Regions from separate parts of the Homo sapiens genome. Here region 1 is linked to region 2. Evidence: chromatin loops called from intact Hi-C (ENCODE). Cell type or tissue: PC-3. All regions are shown on one strand. Links, peaks and the distances in the headings refer to the core of each region. The heading gives the core; the rest is flanking DNA.

Region 1 (11,686 bases), core at 2,419-10,418, 59 kb after region 2:
GGCTGCAGCCGCGGCAGCCTGCGGGGGGCGGGAATGGGGCGCCGCGGCGGGGGCTCGGCTGATGACATCACGGCCAGGCTGCGGCAGCGCGGGCGCGCGGACATGGCTGCGGCGGTTTCGGCGGCGTCCGCGGGCTGCACCCGGGCCTGAGAGCCCAGCGCCCTCCCGCGGGGCCGCCCGCCAGTCCGCGCCGTCCGCGGGTGCATTGGCCGGGTGCCTCTAGCTTCCCGGACACCCGGAGCTTCCGCCTATCCAGCCTCCCTCGGCCAAATTGCTGCGGAGCCCGTCGTCAGGGGGCGCCAAGGAGCCAGGGGGAAAACCGAGAGGCGCTGACAGGAGCCTCCCGGCGGTGCTACCCTCCACCTCCCACCTCCCTGCGCCCCGCCCCGAGGTTGGGGCTTTGAAGAATGCAGCCGGGTGAGCTATTGCTTGTGGGGGTTTCCTCGCACTCTGAAGCGCGAGCGCCGGGAAGGGCCTTCCCTGGGAATTGGGATACTCCAGGAACGGGAGGCCCACTCCTCTCCAAGCCTCTCTAAACTAGGAGCGCTCCGGGGTAGTACGCTCTGGTCGGCAGAGGTGAACTCTTCCACCCCAAACTTGGTGCTTATCTCGCAGCTAAGAATTGGGCACTTTCGATCTTCTTGTATCCCTGGGTTTGCCCTAAAACCCTGACTCATTTAGTGCATTTGAAGGGCAAGGCGATTTCAGATTTAGGGACCTGGCAGATGAAGTAAGTTGGTACTTGGCTTATAAACATTTGGGGGAGAAATTTTTTAGGGAGTGTGAGGCAATAGTGATCTCTCACACTTGCAGGCACACTCTGTCTCCCCTTTGTCCCCTCCCCACGTTTCTTCATAACCAGCAAAAAGTATATGGCAGTTGGTGGCCAGGGGATTTAACACTGATGCAATGCCAGCACGGAAGGTATAGCGAGAGCGCTGCAGTGTGCCTTTCTGCGGACGGCCACGGCCACCTGGCCAGGAAGCGGCTGCTGCAGCAGTCATTCTGCGGCATCTTGCGGCCTTGGCGGGCGGTGCTGTGCCGCGTTCTGCTGCCCCCAAGGCAATGCTGGCTTTCCCTGTGTGGGGCTGGATTGTTTGTTTCATTTACTCGCATAAGAAAACTTTAATTATAGTGACAAGGTAACACTTGACTGCATTTGCGGAGTTTCTTATAACAACTGTATTAGCCTCTTTTTTGGAATATTTAATAGACTGAAGAAATTGTGTCATAAAAATTTATAAAAATTTGAAAAGCAGGTAAATAATTGGGAGGAATAAAAGTTTTATTTGCTTGTAGTGATCTCAAAATCAGTGTTGTTTTCCAACTATACAAAACCGTACAGCTCTGCATGAAAGCTTAATCATTGATGTCCTTAAAGCCAGTAACATATTACCGTGTGTAAGTATTAAACCTAAAAAGGCATTGGTTAATGCAGTCTCTTAGTGCCAGATTCATAAGCATGGAAAACAACAGATACGTTTTGTTTACAGCTGGTTTCCTTAAACAAAATAAACATTCGAATTGTTGACATGTTGCATCTCATTCATTCAGTTGTTTTGGATTGAACTCAGAAGGGCCCTTGCTTGGAGACACTGCATAAGGTGGGAATTTTGAATGGCAGCATGTAGGCTGCACTGAATTCCAGGATAGGCTTCATGGGTCTCTAGCACTCAGAGTGGGTGACAGGTAGCACTACATCATGTGCATATGGCTAAAGGTTTCTTGATACCGCAGCCCACTGCAGTGAGAAACTATTCAACAATTATGCAGAGGTTATTGAAGAAAATCCTGAGAGTTTGCAATGTGTGGCACATCAGGAAAGGAAGAATTCTCCACCGCATTGACTCAACAATGGCATGGTGGAGTAATTTTAAACAACAAAACTGAACTAACCGTGTGCAGACATTGGGGGAAATAACTAACAGAATTTTGGAAGGTCATCTTTATGCTTCTCATTGACTGAAATTTGTAAGTGAGCTGAAATAGCCTACGTATCCTTGAACAGAAACATGTCAAAGACACACAGAATAGTATTCAAATTGCCCCAAACGCTATATTTTTTTAACAACAAAAAGCAACTAAATAGCTATTATGGTTTTCTGAGCTATGACTTTAGCACAACTGTTATCATCCTGCGTCTTGCTGCAGCCATTTATAAGTTTCAAGTGCACACAAGAACATCATTTATCTCTCTTGGCAGGCAAATGCTTAACTGCCATGCAATAGGATTATAGATATTTCTTTTTAGATGCATTCATTTCTGTTCTTTCCATCAGTTGTCTTAAAGATACTAATAATAAACAAACCAAATCCTTGAAAGAATTTAGTATTTAGTTCCATTGTTATTTTCTGATTTGTTTGTTGCTAATTTATCATTTTTTCCAAATAACAGCATACATAGTATTAATTGCTTCTGTCTGTGTGTTTATGTGGTGCCTAATGCATTGCGGAATTCAATAAATACTAAATCAGCCAAGCAGTGCTTTTTGGAAGTTAATTTAGTAGAAATTATACCTTGCCTTCCTGGTAGGTTTTTGCTTTAAAAAAAGAATAATTGACATTGTATAAAAGTCACACACAAAAAAAATTGTTAAGTTTGAGGATAGGGATGGAGGGGGAGAGCCATGGCCCAAATCTTTCATACAAAAAAATGAAAATTCATAATGGAAAAGTATGTATAATTTGTTGACTTTTTTTATGAGAGTAAGTTATCATTGTCACCCAAAAGAAGACAAAATAGTTGGGAAAGATAGCTAAGAGAGTTTGATACCACGTATGTAGAAGATGGTCCATTATATAGCCCTTCTTCCCTTTAGATTCTCAACCAAATTGGGAATAGACACAAGGAACCATAAGGAAATTAAAATATTGTGTTAACTCTATTCAAGATAAAGTCAGATTGAAGAACACAGCTTAGCCTCAAAGCCAAAATGGGGCATCTTATTCCTTTTTTCTTACTTGGCATGCTCACCCAGTCCACAGCTGAAAAATGACAGGCCTCCCCAGCATTAGGGCAGGAAGGAACCCAACCTGTTCAAATTCCGGCATAAACACCAAAGGCAAAGGGAAGCCTGACACTTTATAATCCATAAGGCGTTCAGCATGTGTGAGCAAGAGACAGGCCCATGTGTGAGAAGGGAATTTTATACATCACTCCTGCCCACTAATGGGTAGTAGGCCCTCCTGAGTTTTTCCATCACTAAGTCTTTTCATTCCCAAAAGATAGCAGTGAGTAAGGTGCTTTAAAAAGGCGGCAGAAACATCTTCCTCAGTACTTTCTTAGAGGCAGAAAGTTGTGGCACAAGTTCCTAATGTATGGATCAAGAAGAAACATCAGAAAGAAGAAAAGTTTCCACCCTAAGCTGTGTAACAACCAGTTGAGAAAAAGGGAGGAACTGAAGATAACTCAGGTTTTGAGCTAGGGTAGAGGAATAATTTGGAAGGAGAAGATAACAAACTGCATTTTAGACCCACTGAGATGGAAGCCTCAGAAGGACATCATTGTGAAAATATCCAGCAAGCCCATGGAAATGTGGAGAGGTCAGAACCAAAAACAGATAGGGAGTCATCAACATTGTAGTTGGAGTAATGGAAATAGAGGAAATGACTAAGGAATAGATGCTAAAGAGCATCCCAGAATCAGAACTTTGGAGACGGCTTCCATTTCTGGCCTGGAGGATAGCAAAGTGGTCGAAGCCAAGTAGGGAGTGTTCCAATTTAGTGGCTTTCTGGAACAGATGCACAAATGGGAGTCTAAGGAGGGCAAGGACTGAGGACTGGTGACTAGGAGACCTCCGGAAACCTTTCAGAGAACTGATTCATCATGGCAGGAGAGGCTAAAACCAGACATTAATGAGTTGAGGGGGGAATGAAGATGAGAAAGAGGAGAGGGTTGTTGTCTACAATCTTTGCAGAAATTTAACTCTAAAGGGGATGAGTAGAAAAGCAATTAAATCCTGAATAAAGGCCAATGGTGATTATTTTGTCAGGCTAGGGATATTTGAACAAGTTTCTAGGGAATTTGGGAGATGGAGCCAGAAGAGGGAGAGAAATAATTAAAGAGAAGGGAGAAGAGGACATTCTCCTGGGGATTTGTGATTTAGCAATTTTGAGTCCCCCCAACAGACTAGCTCTTTCTGGTCTCAGGTTGCTTTAGACTCTGCAGAGTGAAAATTGAGCCTGACTAGTTAGGATGGCTCCATGCCCATGGTTTCTTCCCCATCTAATCTGGCTACTAGTACTCAGACTTGAAAAATGACTTTTAGGGAAAGATAAGGAATGTCTTGGAATGTAGCCTAGGTTGTCTGTGATTATTACCAATTTATCTGGAAGTGAGTAAATTACCCAGTTGGTAATCACACAAGGACATTACATTGAAATATTACCCCTTGAAAACAAGAAGCTTAGGTAAGAATGGCTCTAGCAATAAATTATTAGAAATAAAGCATATTGATTTTGGCCTGGTAACTTCCTTGCTTCTAGGTGAAGTGTTTTACATGTGCTTGTATTAAAAGGTAAAGGAGCTATATCATCTGGAAGAACCTACTTCATCTAAAATAAATTTGGAGGTGATTTCCAGCCACCAGAACCAGGGAAACCATCATGTGGATAGATTACTATTTTCTTTTTAATATTTGAGTTTTTGAAAGGAAAATAATTGTAACTTGCAGTAATATCAAATATTATTTTCAGCAAATATTCCCTGGTAAAGGGCTTTATTTTACCGTAATAAAAACTTTTAAAATAACTTAAAACTACTGAGAAAATATTGCAAATGGAATTATTTCAGATTGTTGTTTTAACATTTTAGCTATTGTAGAGCCTAATTAGGTTTTGTTGTTCTATGGGTTACCACACTGCCGAAGCCATGATAATTCCAGGAGTATGTGAGGGGAGTTCTTTTTGGGTGTGTGAGCATTACAGACTTTTCAAAAAAGTCAGCTGAGTTTGGGAGCTTAAAAACATCAATATAATTGAATTCGTCTACTATATAATGCTTTGCAGACAGTTTTTGGAAAGTAATCATTTATTATCCACAAGCAAATAGAATTTATTTATATAGTTTCCACATTGAGTGTGGGATTAGTCATGCCACAAAATACTGAGTCATTTGGCCAGAAAATTTACTCATAGTTGTATGAACTGCCAATGGAAAATTTGAGAACTGTTCATAAATCAAATTATAAAGCTCTTAGAGTTATAAATCGCTGAGCAATATCGTTCATTATTATTCCGATGGTATAAAATATTTCCACCATTTCTAAGAATGGGCAATTTACAAAGCAAGTTTGAAAGCTGAAGATATTGCCTTCTAGATCCAAGATGAAATTTGCCATATAAGTTATAAACATTCTACATCTGAAACTTCTACACTTCTTAAGTAAAAAGATAAAAAAGTAAGGTAGGAGCTTTATTATTGCATAGCAAATGTTACAAGATGAATAAAATTTTGGTTATTATCTACAAATTAAGTTCTAGGTTGTGATGATAATAAAACTACAGCAACATTGAATAGCTAGAGTTCCCCTATTTCTTACAATAATTCTTTGTCATTTAGGACTTTTGCATTAAATATTTTGTGCTAATAGAGTTGTATGCTAATGCATCAATGCACTCATAGCCTGAAAAAATATTGTCACTAGGAGAGCAGAAGTACTAAATGTACCAAGGAGAGCAGAAAATTGTGATGAGCAACTGATGATTAGTAAAAGATGTATTAATAATATATAGTTCCAGAGATTATTGATACCTCAATGTAAGGACATCCCATGAATCTAGGAAGAGAAAGAAAAGTACATCTTTAAAATGTTTTTGTAGCCACAAATACTTTATGGAGTAAAACAGGGCAACAAACAGCAAACACACAAATTGGAATATAGTAGAGTTTATATTTCAAAGAAGAAAGCCATTAACCTAAAGCCTGTTCTTGCCAGTCCTATCTCTACTGTAGAAGTTCAAACTGGAATTCATGAGTAGGTTTCTAGAGACCTGAAATTACATGTAAAAACTTGTGTCTCATTTTGAGGACATGATCCATACCTTTCATTAGATTCTTAATGAGCTCTCCCCCAACTCCCACAATGAGAATCATCAGAATCATGCAAATCCACATAGGTACTGAGGCTTCTGAACTCGTATAAGTCATTTGATCCATCAACAATGGCAGCACCTGGGTACCCCTGAGACTGTAAGAAGTGTCTTGGGGACTATCCGTCCATGGTTAGCAAAGGAAACTTTCTGTTCTAAACTATAAAAGTTTAGATAAGTCTCCCAAGTGCAGGTGAGTGCTGCCACCCAAAGACTAAATGGAGATGATGTGCTGGGAGTTAATTTGTCCTCTAGCATCTTTAAACATATTGGGAGGGAGACAAATGAGTCACCTAAGGTAACTCCCACTGGGATGTCAGTTGTAACCCTAAGAGGAGAAAAGACTGTGTTAACAATCTAGGACCACTTCCATAGACTTCTGTTATGGAAAGAAGGGATAAATTGATTCCTAAGCTGCCTTCATGCCAATTAACTACCCAATTTATAGCTAGATGTTTGAATGGATAAGCCCATTCCAAGCCAATAGGACTAGTCCTAAAAGGTAGTCTTGGGTTCACAGTCTGCAAAAATTGCTATAGTCTTAAGGCCTAAAAGAGGGACAAAAGGAATTAGTATTAGGTTCCCAGAAACAACTCACAGACATTCTGGTAAATAAAGCCACCACTCTTCCTAAATCCTTCCCCAAGCCCACATTCAACAGTCTACTGTGGAGTCTGCAGACCTGGTAATTGGTGCCCTCAATCCCACCAGGGTGATTCTGCACTCTGGTGGGAAGACTGCCCATCCAGCTGTTCAGCTTCACCTACTCGTTGTTTCTAGCGTCCCACCAGGAGTGGAATGCTATGGTTTAAATTTTTACTTCTGCAAAAACTCATGTAGAAATTAGATTATTGTTGTGACAGTATTGGCAGGTGGGACCTTTGAGAGGTGATTAGACCATGAGGGCTCTGCCCTCATGAATGGATTAATGCTGTTACTTTAGGAGTGGATTTGTTATAAAAGAGCTAGTTCAGCCTCCTCTCTCTCTTTCTCTCTCTCATCTTCATCTTCCACCATGTGATGACACAGCAAGACAGCAAGACACTCACCAGATGCCAGCACCTTGATATTACTGCAAGCCAGTAAATTTCTGTTCATTATGAATTACTAAGCCTGTGGTATTCTGTTTTAACAGCACAAAACAGACCAAGACACCACTCTTGCCATATTTGTGGACCTCAACTCCCTCTCCACCACCATATTTCCAGGATACTAGGTCTCAATGTCACATCATCATGATCACATATTGTTACAGTATGAAGCTGGTTATTTCATTATGTGACTGTTTCACTCCAGTGGGCAAGTCCAGTTTCCTGACGTATCCCGATCTCTCAGTGTGGCTAGTTCTTTTTGCTCCAAGTTCTGTTCTGATCCTCTAGGGTTTGGTGACATAACATTCATGCATTCCACACAGAAACAGACCTTGGATCAATATGATTTCCTGGGTGCCTCAGACCCCCCTCTGGGCCTAGTGGGCACTGTTCTTTGCACACTTTCAGTCTGTGGTCATTTGTAATGAGGCAGGAATCTACTTAGAGAAGATATTGCAGGATTGTAGTTAATGTATCAGACTTCCTGGTGGTTTGCCATCTGGTGAGCTGTTAAAAGTCTAGGTCTTAGTGCCTAGATTAAGGGGCACCAACAGCACCCTGGGAGTTGATTGGTATGATCATTATTCACCTGTGCCACTTCCCCAGAAGGCATGGAATAACATGCACTGGTCATCCTCATTACTGAATGGCTACCTTGATGTGGACCACCTAGTTATCTGTAGCAACAGCTAGCACTTATTGAGTATCTACTCTCTGCTAAATGCTTTACGTGCATTTACTCATTCAATCCTCACAGCAGCCCTGAGTAGGTACTACTCTTATTCCTATTTTATGGATGGGAATTCCAGGGCTTAGAGATGTAAGGAATTGCCTAAAGACCACACACCTAACAAGCGGCATCAAAATTCTTCAGCACTTCACAAACCACACAAACCATTCCTGTTGCATGTTTTCCATTTGCACTGCCTCCCTGCTTCATTTGCACTGCAGCTCTTCCCCTAAAGGAAATCCTCTCAGTTGGAGCTTGCTGAGCAGCTACTCTTCCTCTCTTCTGACTCTCCTTAGGCTACCCCTACCCAGATTAATGAAGGCCAACCCGACACTCCAGCAGAACGTCAGATGTTTCCTTGTACACAAGAGATGCAGTCCTCTCCTTTAGCCTGTGAGGAATTTACCTAGGCCACACCTACTAATCCAGCAATTTCACAAGACTCTTTGTATTAAAAAATTATAGTTTCACCCTTACCATTTCATTGCCATGTCTCCATCATTATCGCTTGGGTAAATTTGACCCAGCATCTCCAGAAAACTGAAGAAGCTTAGCGGGGCCAAGCTGACTCCTACTTTGGTAAAACGGCTCCATGGGAGACCACCTGGCTGTCCTTTATAAAAGAGAAAGCTATAATAATTTTTTCTTTATATTTTTACAAAAGATTGAGGTTTGTCTAATATAGACTCATAGGCATCAAGGTTAATTAGCTATGTTTATTGAAGCCCTCCCCTGTCCTCAATGCTATAAACTCCCCTCCTACTCTCACATGTTTGACCTAAACTTGTATGGGGGTAATCTGGTTCAGTTTGCTTCAATTAATAATAAAATATTACTATTAATAAATTAATATAATTTATTACTATTAATAAATTAATATAATATAACTAATACAATACTAGTAGTGGTATAATAAAATACTACTATTAAATTAATGTTATAATTACAATATTAATAATATACTTCGTTATAAAATAAAATATTTTTGTAATAATATTGATATAATTATATTGTTAATTAATAATATAAATAATTATTGTTATAAAATAAGATAGTAGTAATTATATTATTACAATTAATATTATAATTAATATTAATTAATTTATATTATTATATACCTGACATATCAACTCATAATGGGGTATTTTATTATTCCCATTTCACAGATGGAGAGACAGAAGCACAGAAAGATTACATGGGTAGTAAGTATTGGAGCTAGGATTATGAATCAGACAGTTTGGCTTTAAAGCCTATGATTGTAAGTACTTATGTGACCTGCTTTGTAAGGGTTTCAGACTGGAAGACTATCTTGAAATAACTACATAGCAAAACTGTACCTCTACCAATAAAAAAGAGTATCTCACTAAGCTTTCTATCTTTTCATAGAAGGACAAGTTTAGTCTTTCCCTCTTTCTGTGAACAGGATGTACATTTGCCCAAGGTTCTGTGTCCTGCTGACTGTTCTAACAACTTCTCTACCATAAAATCAAAGACTGACAACACTGTCCCCAAATGCCATCCCTGCTAAGTCCCCTGTTCCTCTGTCTTTTTGTCTTTTTTTTTTTGAGATGGGGGCTTGCCCTGTTGCCCACGCTGGAGTGCAGTGGCCTGATCATAGCTTACTATAGCCTCCATCTCCCAGGCTCAAGCAATCCTCCTGGCATAACCTCCCAAGTAGCTGAGACTACAAGCAGGCACCACCATACCTGGCTAATTTATTTTATTTTTAGTAGACGAAGTCTCATTATGTTACTCAGGCTGGTAATTCTTGGCTTCAAGCAATCCTCCCACCTCTGTCTCCCAAGTATTGGGATTACAGGTGTGAGCCTCCTCACCTGGCCTCTTCTCAGTCTTTGACACTTCTGAACCTCGACGTTAGGTTGCATACTTTGATCTCACTCTACCCATCTATCCATCCTTGCTTTAATATAGCTTCCTGGGCCTCAGCTGGCTTAAAGAGATTCATCCCATTTCCTTGAGCTTTCTTCTTTGATCAACACTTGCATTCTCCATCCTTAACTGGTTTCTTAGTTCTGACTTGCCCTATGGCTAACCACACCCAAATATGCCAATACACTGAGAGAAGATGGCCTTTTACATTCCTTTTCATTTTGATTACGAGTTTATTGATAGCACTTTCACTCATAAATATATAATAAATGTATTTTTCTAAATGACCTTCATAGGGATAGGGAAATAACTTGATAAAATGTGTAATGTAGCTGATCATTTGTTTTTTTTAAATTTTAATGTTGCTTCAAGGTGGTAAGAAAAAATATCAGAGTAAGGAGAGAAATGATTGGTAACAGGTAAGACGGGAACTCCACTTAAGATGATTTATTAAGTAAATTATCTAAAATATGTGACTCAGCACATTAATTATATTTAGACCTTAACTTTTGATAGTATAAAATTACAAAGTTAATGGAGATAATGGTGAATGGTAACCAGTTATTTCATTAATATATGATATTAGGCCAGGCATGGTGGCTCATACCTGTAACACCAGGACTTGTGTCAAAAAACTGTTTAGAAATATTATTTAGCAAATAGATATGTTGATGTTGTTAGGAGCTAGGATTTTCAGTGAGAGAGAAAAATGCATTATAAAATCAGAGGATCTCTTGAGCCTAGAAGTTCAAGGCTGCAGTAAGCCTTGATAGCGCCGCTGCACTCCAGTCTCTGTGACAAAGCGAGATCCTGTCACACACACAAAAAAATTTATATATATATATATATATATATATATGCGATATTAACATAGTGTATAATGGGATAGATATTTCAAAAAGAAATGATCTCATCTTTTCATATTATAATTGATTAGATTAATATTTGAGAGTTGAATCACTCCTGATTTTTATGCATAAGCATTGATTCTTGGATCAGAATTACATATTACATTTTGTGAATTTGCAAAATTGGTCCAAAAGTTATTAATGTTGTAGAATACATTTACTTAAAGCAAAAAGCATAATAATCTCATTTTGCTCTCAACTTTCAAGATGAATAGAAAGTTCCACATTAATTAAAAAATGTGAAATAGAAAACACTTCACATGACTTATAGTCCTCCTAAAATAGAACTTGTAATTGATTTTACTCCTCTCTAGGCTTAACTCTGAACCTGTGGTTTGTTTTTTGTTTGTTTGTTTGTTTGTTTTTTGAGACCGAGTCTTGCTCTGTCACCCAGGCTGGAGTGCAATGGCATGATCTCGGCTCACTGCAACCTCCATCTTCCGGGTTCAGGCAATTCTCCTGCCTCAGCCTCCAGAGTAGCTGGGGTTACAGGCACTTGCCACCACGCCTGGCTAGTTTTTGTATATTTAGTAGAGATGAAGTTTCACCATGTTGTCCAGGCTGGTCTCGAACTCCTGACCTAAGATGATCCGCCTGCCTCGGCCTCCCAAAGTGCTAGGATTACAGGCGTGAGCCACTGCGCCTGGCCTGTTTTTTTATAAATATGAGGGAAGGCACATAATTATTGGGGGGACAAGTAGTAACACAATAATAGCCAAGAAGAAAATGTTCAGAGGCCCTAGAACCACAGGAAAATTTTAGAGTCCCTCTGAATTTTGCATTTACTTTCTTGTGCAAATTTTCAGATAGTTCTGCCTGTGCCTGCAGGCTTTTTATTGACAATTGATTGGGATAAGTGACACTGTGGAGCAGGTGAAGATTGCCTTCCACTTTTCCCAGCCTCTTATTTCTGTGCTATTACCTCTGTGCTATAGTCTTCTTCGTGAACACATCAACATGAAAGTAAGCCAGCCACA
Region 2 (11,686 bases), core at 1,397-9,396:
TTGAGACGTAGTCTCACTCTATTGCCAAGGCTGGAGTGCAATGGCACGATCTTGGCTCCCTGCAACCTCCACCTCCTGGTTCAAGCGATTATCCTGCTTCCACCTCCCGAGTAGCTGGGATTACAGGCGTGTGCCACCACACCTGGCTAATTTTTGTACTTTTAGTAGAGAAGGGGTTTTGCCATGTTGGCTAGGCTGGTCTCAAACTCCTGGCCTCAAGTGTTTTGCCCACCTTGGTATCCCAAGGTGCTGGGATTACAGGAGTGAGCCACCATGCTCGGCCACCAGGTAGGTATGTTTTTATTCTCTGCTGTCACTGTAACCCTCTCAGATTGTCTGTCCATCTCTTCCTTGCTCAGTCCCTGGGAGACTGATGGCTGTGATCTGCATCACCCAAGTTCCTTTGCCCTCCAGCTTCTAGGTAGGTTGGGTCAACAGGAGATACCACTGAGAGCACGAGCTAAGAGAGCAGTATATTTATTCGCCCTGCTCCCTCCTGACTCACTAGGTTCTGGCAGTAGCTGCAACCCTCAGGCACCATCCTTGTGGAAGGGCTCTTCCATGGCTCCAGCTCTTCCTACCAGGATCAATTAAGACCAATGCCCTCTGCTGCCCCTTAGACCAGGAGTTGAAGGTAAGTAGGCTCCACCTATAGGCTGATGAAGCACCTTAGCCCTGCCCACATTTCTGTAAATAGTGCCTTCATTAAACTCTCTTCAGTTAAATCCTCTTAGTGTGCTGTTTCCTGCAGATACACAGAGCAGGATTTGAACCCACGTGAGTCTTACTGCAGAGACCTCCTTTTTTGCTGGGGTAGCTGCTATGTTGGAGGTTTGTACCTAGTGCTGAGAATCAAAACTAAGGGCACCTCACTCTGATAGGAAGGATCAGAAAAGACTTCACCTGACCTATCCGAGCATGAGTCAGTCTCAAAAGATGAACTGAAGTTTACCAGGCAAACAAAGAATAAGGAAAAACATTCAAGGGCAAAGTAGACAGCAGGTTCAAAGTCACAGAGGCATAAAGACTATGTCTTATTAACCAAGGCAGTTATGTAGAGGGCTTGTGAGAGAATAATGATGGTTGAGAGTTTCTAAACTTTAATGATAGTCACTTACTTCTCAATCCTGATCCACATGGGGAGATTAGAAGAAGCAAAGAATTAGCTAGACTCCTGGCAAGAGAAACAATTCACCTATTCCCTACCTTCAACTGATGCCTATTACACAAAATAAGTTCAAATATTTAGCATAATGTACAAGCCCTTTCTAATCTGGCCTCTACCCAACCCACCAGTCTGATGTGCCAGCACCACCTCAAGCTGTTCACTGAGAATGCCATACCCTCCCACATCTCTGTGCTTTTATATATGTTTTTCTCATGCAGAAGATACCTACTTCTACTTTGTACTTGGTAAATTCCTCCTTATCTCTCAGGACTCATCTCAGGTGTCTGCTTATCTGTAAATATTTCTGGAGATCCAAGATGATTCCATAATGCCTTGTGTATAACTCTAGAACAGTACTTTCAAAGCACAGAACATGCATTATAATTGCTTGTTTTCATGTCTGTTGATTGACTCGACTGTGATTTCCTAGTGACCAGGTACTACAGGAAAGTAACAGATGGTAGAGGTACATGCTTGGGTTCTGGAGGCAGGCCACCTAGATCCAAATCCTAAACTCTACCCCAAACAACTAGATAACCTGAGGCAAGTTATGTATCCTCTCTGGGGCTCAGTTTCATTATCCATAAAATGGGAATCATAACATCTACCTCATAGAATTGTTAAATAAGTGACATAAAATAATGCCTGTTACACATTTAGCCCTCAGTAACTGTTAGTTAACACATATCTGTATGTCCCTTATTTTCTACATAAAATGCATGTTTGTTGAATGAGTAAATTTTCCTACCATTTCATATTTCTCTGCATAGATACCAAATTCTACTTAGCCTTTGTTTTATTGAATCATGAAAAATAAACCCTCATTTCTAAATATGTACTTTTTTTTCAATTGGTTATGATAAACAGATCCTTTTCTGTAAAGGAATTTAACTTCTTTCCATTGTTGTTGGCCTGGTTACTGAGTCAGACATTCTCTTGGCCTTCGCACAGTCTCCACATGTGCCTGCCACACAGTTACCCCCACAGAAGGGCAGTTCTGTTTCAATAATTTACAAAGACATTTTCAAGCCAAATCTTGATGGCTCCCCTATGTTGGCACAAGAAACAACAACAGGCTCCCCACAGCATAGAGATGAGCCATACAGACACTTTTTTCTAATGCCAAAGCAAATAAAATTATTGCAGTCATAAAATTACTTTACAAGTTTTAAAATGGCATTTTCTAAGCCCCAGCCTTGGTAAAAAGCCCATGAGCCAGAACCAAGGAAAGAAAAATCAGAGCACACAGAACAACGTGCTCAGGATGTGAGAAGGGGATGAAGACCAGCTCCTAGTTGAGCCCTGAGTTTCTGAAGAAAGGTGGCATTGTGGCCAACAGGGCACCAGGTTAGAAAAAGACAATGGTGCTGCCTTATAACAATATAAAGGCCACACCTGAGAAGGCCAGGACACTTAGAGTTACCCTAGGCTGGGTGTGGAGGGACGCACAGGCCTCACTGGCTCAAGAGCCTCCAGGAGGAGTTCAGCCACTGCTACTGCCCAAGACTCCAGCCCCACCTTCCTTCACTGCTTCTCCTATCCTGACACTGGTTTTGTTGTCATCCTCTTCATCAGTTCTCTCATTACCACACCTAGATTTGTTGACTCTATGTCCCCATCCTCATTCTAGAACTCCAGCTTCAGCAGGGCTGGGAGTTCACCAGCTTTCATATCAGCTGCCTGACAGTGACTAACTCTTGCTTTTTTGTCAACTATCTATCCATCCTAGAACATTCTATGAAACCCTATTCCTTGCTGAAACTCATATGAGTACGCTGCCACTTGTTGGGAATAACAACAACCTAATTATTCAAAGTTAATCTGATAATGTTTTTAAACTAAAAGAACAACCACATGATTTGACAGTGAATTTAATATTTTTATAAAAGACAGTTCTCTACTTACAGGCCTCCTGATTGAAGCACCTTGAACAGAGTGATAAAATTCTGGCTGGACTCGGCTGCTCTTCTTGATTCTTCGTTTCCTCACTGAAGTTTCTTGCTCACTCTGATGGTGAACTTCCACCACGGGCTTCACTTCTTCCAGACGGGCAGCTGCGGCCGCTGCAACTCGTCTTCTAAGATGCCGAGGGCTTGCTCTGAATCCCTGTGGCAGAAAACACAACCAAGCAAATCCAGATTTGTATTGAGTTAGTCTGGAAGTTCTCCATGGCTAGTTATACAAAGAGCTCCAAAAGTCACTATATTCAGTGAGATCACGTGCACTCCCAAAGTGAGCATGGAGGAGGCTTAACGTGCAAGTTAAGTTTTCCCCACAAGTGTTCTTTAAAGCACCCCAGTATTTCAGGGCCCAGAGTTATTCTACATTAAGAAGTGTTCTTAATTGAGTAAAGCCAGTCCAAAAAAAAAAAAAAAAGGAGGGAAAAAAAGCAGGTGGGCACACTGCTTGACTGAAGCATCAGGGAGACTGTGAAGAAGGGCGTTTCCATTTTGGCCTGAAGTAGAGTGTAGGGAGCGGGACAGGATATCATTCCAGGGTAAAGTGCCACTTTACATTCCTGAGAGAGACTCTTTCTGAGGAAGGAAAGAGCAGGAATGCCAATCATCACTGCAAAACACCACAAAGTGAGGGTTCCAAACTCAAATGGAAGCAACGAGGTGGCACAAAGGGTATGGGTTTGGGCGTCAGATGGGCCCGGGTCCAAATGCTGACTTCTTAATTACAGCTACACAATGTATTAAATATTTCTGAGTCCAACTGTTCTAACCTACAAAATGTATAACATTCCACTCACAGGGCTTTTAAGTTTTAAATAACATAAATATAAGTAAAATTCCAGCTGGGCACAATGGCTCACGCCTGTAATCCCAGCACTTTGGGAGGCCAAGGCGGGTGGATCACCTGAGGTCAGGAGTTGGAGACCAGCCTGGCCAACATGGCGAAACCCTGTCTCTACTAAAAATCAAAAATTAGCTGGTCATGCTGGTGGACGCCAGTAATCCCAGCTACTTGGGAGGCTGAGGCAGGAGAACTGCTTGAACCTGGGAGGCAGAGGTTGCAGTGAGCCAAGATCATGCCACTGCACTCCAGCCCAGGTGACAGAGTGAGACTCCATCTAAAAAATAAAATAAAATAAGATAAAAAATATATATATGTGTGTGTGTGTATCTGTGTGTGTGTGTTTCTGTGTGTGTATATATATATACATGTAAAATTCTAAGCATGGTATCTGACACATAGGAAGTGCTTAATAAAATTGTCATTTTCCTCTTCTTTAGAGCAAGATGAGTATAAGGACAACTCAGACAACGGAAACATGTCAGCTAAGTCATATTATGCAACTGAGAACATGCAATTTTGGAAAATATCAATAATTACATAAAATAGTCTTGGTCCTCATGGCTTACAATTTACTGGAGAGCAGAAGGAGAAATCTAACATAGAGTTCATAAACACATGGGAATGTGTAATGAAGGGTTAAAGTGGTTAAAGTAGTAGACTCTCAGCGCTAGCAGATCTCAGAGAAGGAAATCAATGAATGAAGCTGAGTATAGTTACATTTGGCTTAGTTGAGTGGGTGGCATTTGAAGAATGAATTGAATTTATATTGAAGACAAAGGAAACAACATAAGAAATGAATGAATAATACATAGATGATAGACAGATGGGTGGAGTATTTACAACAATAAGAAACGTTATTTGATAATGTGCTGGTATGAGGGTACAAGCTAAATATGGTGGGAAACTAGTGAGAGATAAACACTAAATGATCCAAGAAGGGCTTCTTTCAGTTTGTGTGTCTTCTGAATTTTTGAAGATGTATAAAAGGCTTAAAGTCTGCAGTAAATGCATAAAAAATGAGGAGTAAGAATTTCAGAGAGATGAACAGTATGAGAAAAGGCATAATAATGATTCTGTGGGATTCTGAAAGATAAATGTGTACAGTGGGATTCTCACTGAGGGAGCCGGAAGATGGGCTACTGTCCAATTATGGAGAGCCTGTACACCAGGCTGAAGGATATGAAGAAAGAGATAATTTTTAAAAAAGGAGGGGGTTAACCCCAGAGTCAAAAGTAGCAATGAGGTCAACAGAAATCGGTAAGGAGAAAATGCAAATGGATTTGGCAAAACCGAGGTCATTGTTTGGGCTCTCCTAATCCATCCGCAAATACTTTAGTCTTGTTCCCATCCCGCCCCTGCGTGCAAGCTCAGCTGGTCCTCTTCAACCGAAAATAGTCCCAGAACATCCCCACCACTCCCACGTAACTCAGGAGGTACTACAGCAGCTGCTGGAGAAGAGGATTAAGGAGAAGAGGGAACTGGGCCAAATGCTGAACCAAATTCTAGGGCAGTTTAGACCACACACATCAAAACCAACAACCATACAGGCTGCTTTTTATGCAGCTTCCTGGACATTCCCCATCCACCCACCCGCCCCCTCCACCCTCTACACACACACATTCATTCTCTCTCTCTCTCTCTCTGTCTTTCCTTCTCAATCTCATTTTTTAACAAGCTTCTCTGATAATTTTTCTACACTTTGAAGACTAAGAATCTCTAGGAACCAGAGTTTAGTTTGACCACTAGATGGCATTATCTCCCATAGCCCTGCATTCTAATTCAGAAATTTGGTGTTCTGGTAGAATGAACAAAATATTTGATGATATAGTAGCTTCTGTAATAGTGGAGTAAGTTCAGTACATTTCTTTGGTAAGAATGTAGATTCTCTTATGAGTAATAAGCAACCAGATTTTGCTTAACTGGTATTATTACCAATAGTCCTCAGTGGACTACAAATTCTAGAAACACTTAGGGAGAAAAACTGCATAAAACTTCGCTAAAGTAACCAAATGACAGAGATTAAAACATGCTGTCACAGCCATTCTGCAAAACAATAACTCAGTGAATTCACATCCCTGTATCTACCCTAGAGAAATTCTACCAAGAGTGCCCAGTAAGATATTCAATGCAGAATTATTTATGATATAAAAAAATTTTTTTGAGACAGAATCTTGCTCTGTCACCCAGGCTGGAGTGCAGTGGTGTGATCTCAGCTCACTGCAACCTCTGCCTGCTGGGTTCAAGCGATTCTCCTGCCTCAGCCTCCTGAGTAGCTGGGATTACAGGTGTGCACCACCATGCCCGGCTAATTTTTGTATTTTTAGTACAGATGGGGTTTCACCATGTTGGCCAGGCTGGTCTCAAACTCCTGACCTCATGATCTGCCCAGCTCAGCTTCCCAAAGTGCTGGGATTACAGGTGTAAGCCATCGCATGCGGCCAAAAATTCTAAACCACTTAAATCAGTCTTTCCTAAACTTCAGGCATCTTCATTCCACCTTAACATTTTTTCTCCAGATCTGAGCACTGCCTCAGTTATTTCTTTTATACCCAAATTTACTTGTACTATTTTAAAATAACTATTTATAAGCACTGTGGTATACTACACAGACTCTGCAGCCACTATCTGGGTTCTAATACTGCCTTTGTCACTTCCTAGTTGTATGATCTTGAATAGTTACTTAATTATTTCCTCACCTATAAAATAAGGATTAAAATAGTAATTCATAGGGTTGCTGAAAAGAATAAAGTAATGGAGGTAAAGTACTTCAAAGAGTACCTAGCACGTAGTAGTACAGAAACATTCACTATAATTACTATGGATATTACTTGTGTGAATAAAATATAGTCTTGAACACAATAGTGTATTATTCATACTATCTAAAAAAGAAATCAGGTGGAAATAGGAAAATGAGTCACATTGCTGGTGTGCCTTGAAGACAGACACATGTGAGGTACCGATCATTAGGAGAGAGTTCTTTGTTACTCTCCAGTGAGTCAAACTACCTGGGTTCAAATATAATACCAGCTCTATTACTTACTAGGTGTGTGGTCTTGGCTAAATTACTTCTCTGTGCCTTGCTTCTTCTTTAATTTGTCAAATGCATATAACAATACGTCTCTCTTGTAGAGTAATGGGGTGTTTAAATGAGATAATCCACATTACGTACTCAGAACAGTACACAGCATAGAAAAAATACTTAATACATTATTATCATTATTATTACTGCTTCACTTCCTGGATCTGGCAGCAGCAATTTACACATCAGCAGCTCACAGCTATGATTACAAACACTATAAACAACGATGACCGTTCACCTTTATTTCCCTAAATAACTGTAAGGAATTACAGCTCCTTGATTTATGACACTTTCTTCTCCTAAGTAATATTAAAAAAAAGCCATGTCTTTTAACAGAGGAAATTTTAGCTTGAAACAGTAGGTGGTGCTATAAGTTCTTCCAGGTGTTAATAAGAGTTACTCTTTTTCTTTTGAGACCGAGTCTAGCTCTGTCGCTAGGCTGGAGTGCAGTGGCGCAATATCGGCTCACTGCAACCGCCGCCTCCCGGGTTCAAGTGATTCTCCTGCCTCAGCCTCCTGAGTAGCTGGGATTACAAGCATGTGCCACCATGCCCAGCTAATTTTTGTATTTTTAGTAGAGATGGGGTTTCACCACATTGGCCAGTATGGTCTTGATCTCCTGACCTCATGATCTGCCCACCTCGGCCTCCCAAAGTCCTGGGATTACAGGCGTGAGCCACCATGCCCGGCCAATAAGAGTTACTCTTCAACCATTAGGTGATGGACACTTGGAAGCCTGTCAGTAGTGGACTTCTATCATTTTTAGGACACCCCAAATTATCAGCCCCTTTTGGATAATCATTTCCCAAGATGTGCACTCGTGTGTGTGTGTGTGTGTTTGTGTGGTGTGTATGTGCATGTGTGAGGAACATTTATCATGAGATCTGCTCTCTTCAACCTTTAAGTGCACAATACAGTATTGTTAACTCTGGGTACAATGTTGTATAGCAGATCTTTAGAACTCATTCAGCTGGCGTAACGGAAACTTTATACCCATTGAATAGCAACTTCCTATCTCTCCTTCCCTCCAGCCCCTGGCAACTACCATTCTACTCTTTGATTTTATTAATTCAACTAATTTAGATACTTTATATAAATGGAATCATTCAGTATTTGTCTTTCTGTGACTGAGTTATTGCACCTAACATAATGTTCTCCAGGTTCATTCATACTGTTGCATATGCCAGGATTTCCTTCATTTTTTAAGGCTGAGTACTATTCCATTGTATGCATATATTGCGTTTTCTTTTTCTCTACTTTTTTTTTTTTTTAGACAGAGTCTTGCTTTGTCACCCAGGCTGAAGTGCAATGGCACAATCTCGGCTCACTGCAACCTCCACCTCCCGGGCTCAAGCAATTCTCCTGCCTCAGCCTCCCAAGTAGATGGGATTACAGGCACAGGCCACCGCACCCAGCTAATTTTTATATTTTTAGTAGAGATGGGGTTTCACCTTGTTGCCCAGGCTGGTCTTGAACTCCTGACCTCAGGTGATCCACCCATCTCGGCCTTCCAAAGTGCTGGGATTACAGGTGTAAGCCACCACACCCAGCCTATATTGCACTTTCTTTATCCACTCATCTCTCCACGGACATTTAGATTGTTTCCATATCTTGGCTACTGTGAAAAATGCTGCAATGAACATAGGAGCATATATAACTCTTCAAGATCCTGATTCCAACCCCTTTGTACATATAGCCAGAAGTGTGATTGTTGGATCATATGGTAATTCTAGTTTTAACTTTTTGAGAAACCACCATACTGTTTTGCATAGCGGCTACACCAGTTTACATTCCCACCTACAGTGTACAAGGGTTCCAATTTCTCCATAGCCTTCTGATACCAGAGTTAAGAAGAAATTACTAGGCAGATACTCAGGGTACAAAAGTCCTCAGTCAGATTTTCCCTTTAACGAAAAGCAGCCCCAAATCATTTTCTAACAAAGAACAGCCTGTAAAGTCAAGCTGCAGACATAGACAAGCAAGCTGAGAGCTTTCACAGGTGGATGCCTGCAGGAAAGAACTACCTGGGACTAGACGTGTTCAAAATGATGGCTCCATCTTCCCTTCTCTGCCAGCCACGTGTACAGTAAGAAGAAGACAAAATGGTGCTGGCCAAGGGAAGAGTCATTAGCATAATAATATTAGGGTGGGGTAATCAGCCCTCCAGGCCCGCTATGTAGACGTCACACCTGATCAAATCAATCTGTGAGCCCTACAAAAATCAGATACCACCTCCTCAAGCTGGACTATAAAATTCGGGGCATCCACTGCCTGCCAGCCTTTTCCTCTCAGAAGTCCCCTCTCTCTCACTAGAGAGAGAGATGTTTTTCTTTCTCTTTCTTTTGCCTATTAAACCTCTGCCCCTAAACTCCTCAAGTGTGTCCCTGTCCTAAATTTTCTTGGTGCAAGACAACGAACCCCGGGTATTTACCCCAGATAATGTAGCCGCTTCATTTCCTCATCAACAAACACTTATCTTGTGGCTTATTGATGACAACCATCCTAACAGATGTGAGGTGATAGCTCACTGTAGCTTTTATTTGCATTTCCCAATGATGAGTAATGTCTTCATACATAGTTACACCAAGATGCTCCAGAGCCCACTCTAGATCTTCCCTCTTAATAATAACCCAGTACATCTCATGGGTAAGCCCATAACCAAGACTCAGTGAATTCAAATTTCTCTGCTTGGACTGTGAATATTACATGGAGGCAAGTAAAGACTGAAAAAAATCAGGAGTTCATTAGTTCCAATGGCTACACCAAAGACCTTCTGAAGCTGCCTGGTTTTGTTTGTTCTAACCAGACATCCAGTCTTGATTGTGAGTTCCACAATCTAGTTGTATTAAATTCTCTATTGGCTTAAGTCAGACAGTCAGGTCCTGTTACCTACAAACAAAAATCTGTAACGCACACAATTTTTGTTAAAGCTTGCAAGTGGTTAGCTATTTTCCTTGGAGGTTGAATTCTCAGACAACCAGGCTGTTTGGTTGTGTATGTGTAGATGGGCATAAAAAGGGAGGAAATATTAATAGCAATAATTTACTTAGCGCCATTTAGGCACTTAGCCTATATACACCCTGCAGAAACAAGCAAACAGGCTTTTCAGGGTTAAGTAATCTGCTTAAAGGCAAAAAGTTGCAATTAGAAAAGCCCAGATTAGAACCCAGGTTTATCTAACTCCAACCAGTGCCCTTCAACATTCTGCTCTTATGTAAAGAGATTATAAGGCAGTAATGCATTCAGAATTAATCTTCTACATGTATCCACAGGACTGGAAGTGCTCAGGAATATATGTTGACTGATTAAAACAAGAAAAGATCTATTAACAATTTAGATGAATGAGGCAGAAATTGGAAAAAAAAATAACATTTTTAGGTAAGCATTATTGTTTTATAAGGTCAAACTACTGTCAAGTTTACTGATTACGCATCTGGAAAGAGGAAAAATTAACACGTTGACCCACTGAGCATTGCTATAGAATTACTTTTCAGCCTGGGCAACATGGTCAAACTCCGTCTCCACCAGCCGGGCGTGGTGGCACACGCCTATAATCCCAGCTATTTGGAAGGCTGAGGCACAAGAATTGCTTGAGCCCAGGGGCGGAGGTTGCAGTGAGCCAAGATTGCACCACTGCACTCCAGCCTGGGAGGCGGAGTGAGACTTCGTCAAAACAAAAAAAGAAAATACATATATATATATACACACACACACACACACATATATACACACATATATGTATATATAATGTTACTTTTGTGTTATACAAGATATAAATTTACCATATGTAAATATTATAAAGCTCAATAAGCTGCTACTTATAAAGTCTATAATGCTCCATTAAAAAATCAAAAGATTCCCTTCATCCTAGGCTAGAAATAAAGTGTATCGTAGAAGCTCTTTGATCCATGGATAAAATTTGAGAGAGATGAAGAGGGCAGTCAACGAACTTGGATGCAGAAAAAATATGCCTTGATTTTCAATAACTTATAATTGAAATTTAAAATATGGTTCAATTATGAATGTAGGCCATAAACCTGGTATCATCAACAGTACCTGTGACTTTTGCCACCAAAAGTCATCATAGATTTAAATATTAAGTTGTAGTGCCTGCAGATCTCTTGAAATACTATTTATACTTGTTACTTCAAAATCACAGTAGTTAGTAAATGTGCCACTGTCAGAGGCGTTTGAACCAGAGCAACTCCACCTTAAACAGGAGCTAGGTAAAATGAGGCTGAGACCTACTGGGCTGCATTCCCAGACGGTTAAAGCATTCTAAGTCACAGGATGAGATAGGAGGTTGGCACAAGATACGGGTCGTAAAGACCTTCCTGATAAAACAGGTTGCAGCAAAGAAGCTGGCTAAAACCCACCAAAACCAATATGGCAATGAGAGTGACCTACAGTCGTCCTCACTGCTACACTCCGCCCACCGCCATGACAGTTTACAGATCCCATGGCAAGGTCAGGTAGTTACCCTATATGGTCTAAAAGGGGGATGCATGAATAATCCACCCCTTGTTTAGCATATAATCAAGAAATAAGCATAAAAATGTGTAACCAGTAGCCCTCTGGGCTGCCCTGTCTATGGAATAGCCATTCTTCTATTCCTTTACTTTCTTAATAAACTTACT

Evidence for each region. A loop is a pair of places that touch in the nucleus more often than their neighbours do. Peaks named below come from ENCODE experiments on the same cell type or tissue, not always from the same donor. Only the 100,000 strongest peaks of a DNase experiment are listed, where the experiment ranks them.
Region 1: it touches region 2 in a loop (5-fold over the local background); 45 of 110 quality-filtered maps call a loop at or near these places.

What each region holds. Positions count from the first base shown.
Region 1 is chr6:56,955,044-56,966,729 of GRCh38, forward strand. It overlaps BEND6 (BEN domain containing 6), which reads left to right and starts at 64. Exons shown (of 7, transcript NM_152731.3): 1 at 64-417. RefSeq lists a silencer at 1-252. In PC-3, for the core only: a CTCF peak has its summit at 6,291; a DNase peak (open chromatin) is centred at 5,098; H3K4me3 peaks cover 1,251 bases; H3K27ac peaks cover 1,657 bases.
Region 2 is chr6:56,897,348-56,909,033 of GRCh38, forward strand. It overlaps DST (dystonin), which reads right to left. Exons shown (of 104, transcript NM_001374736.1): 3 at 3,074-3,274. Among named protein-coding and RNA genes, the nearest start is that of DST, 52 kb to the right of the region's middle. In PC-3, for the core only: CTCF peaks have their summits at 5,720 (motif pointing right) and 7,400 (motif pointing right); a DNase peak (open chromatin) is centred at 7,424; H3K4me3 peaks cover 386 bases.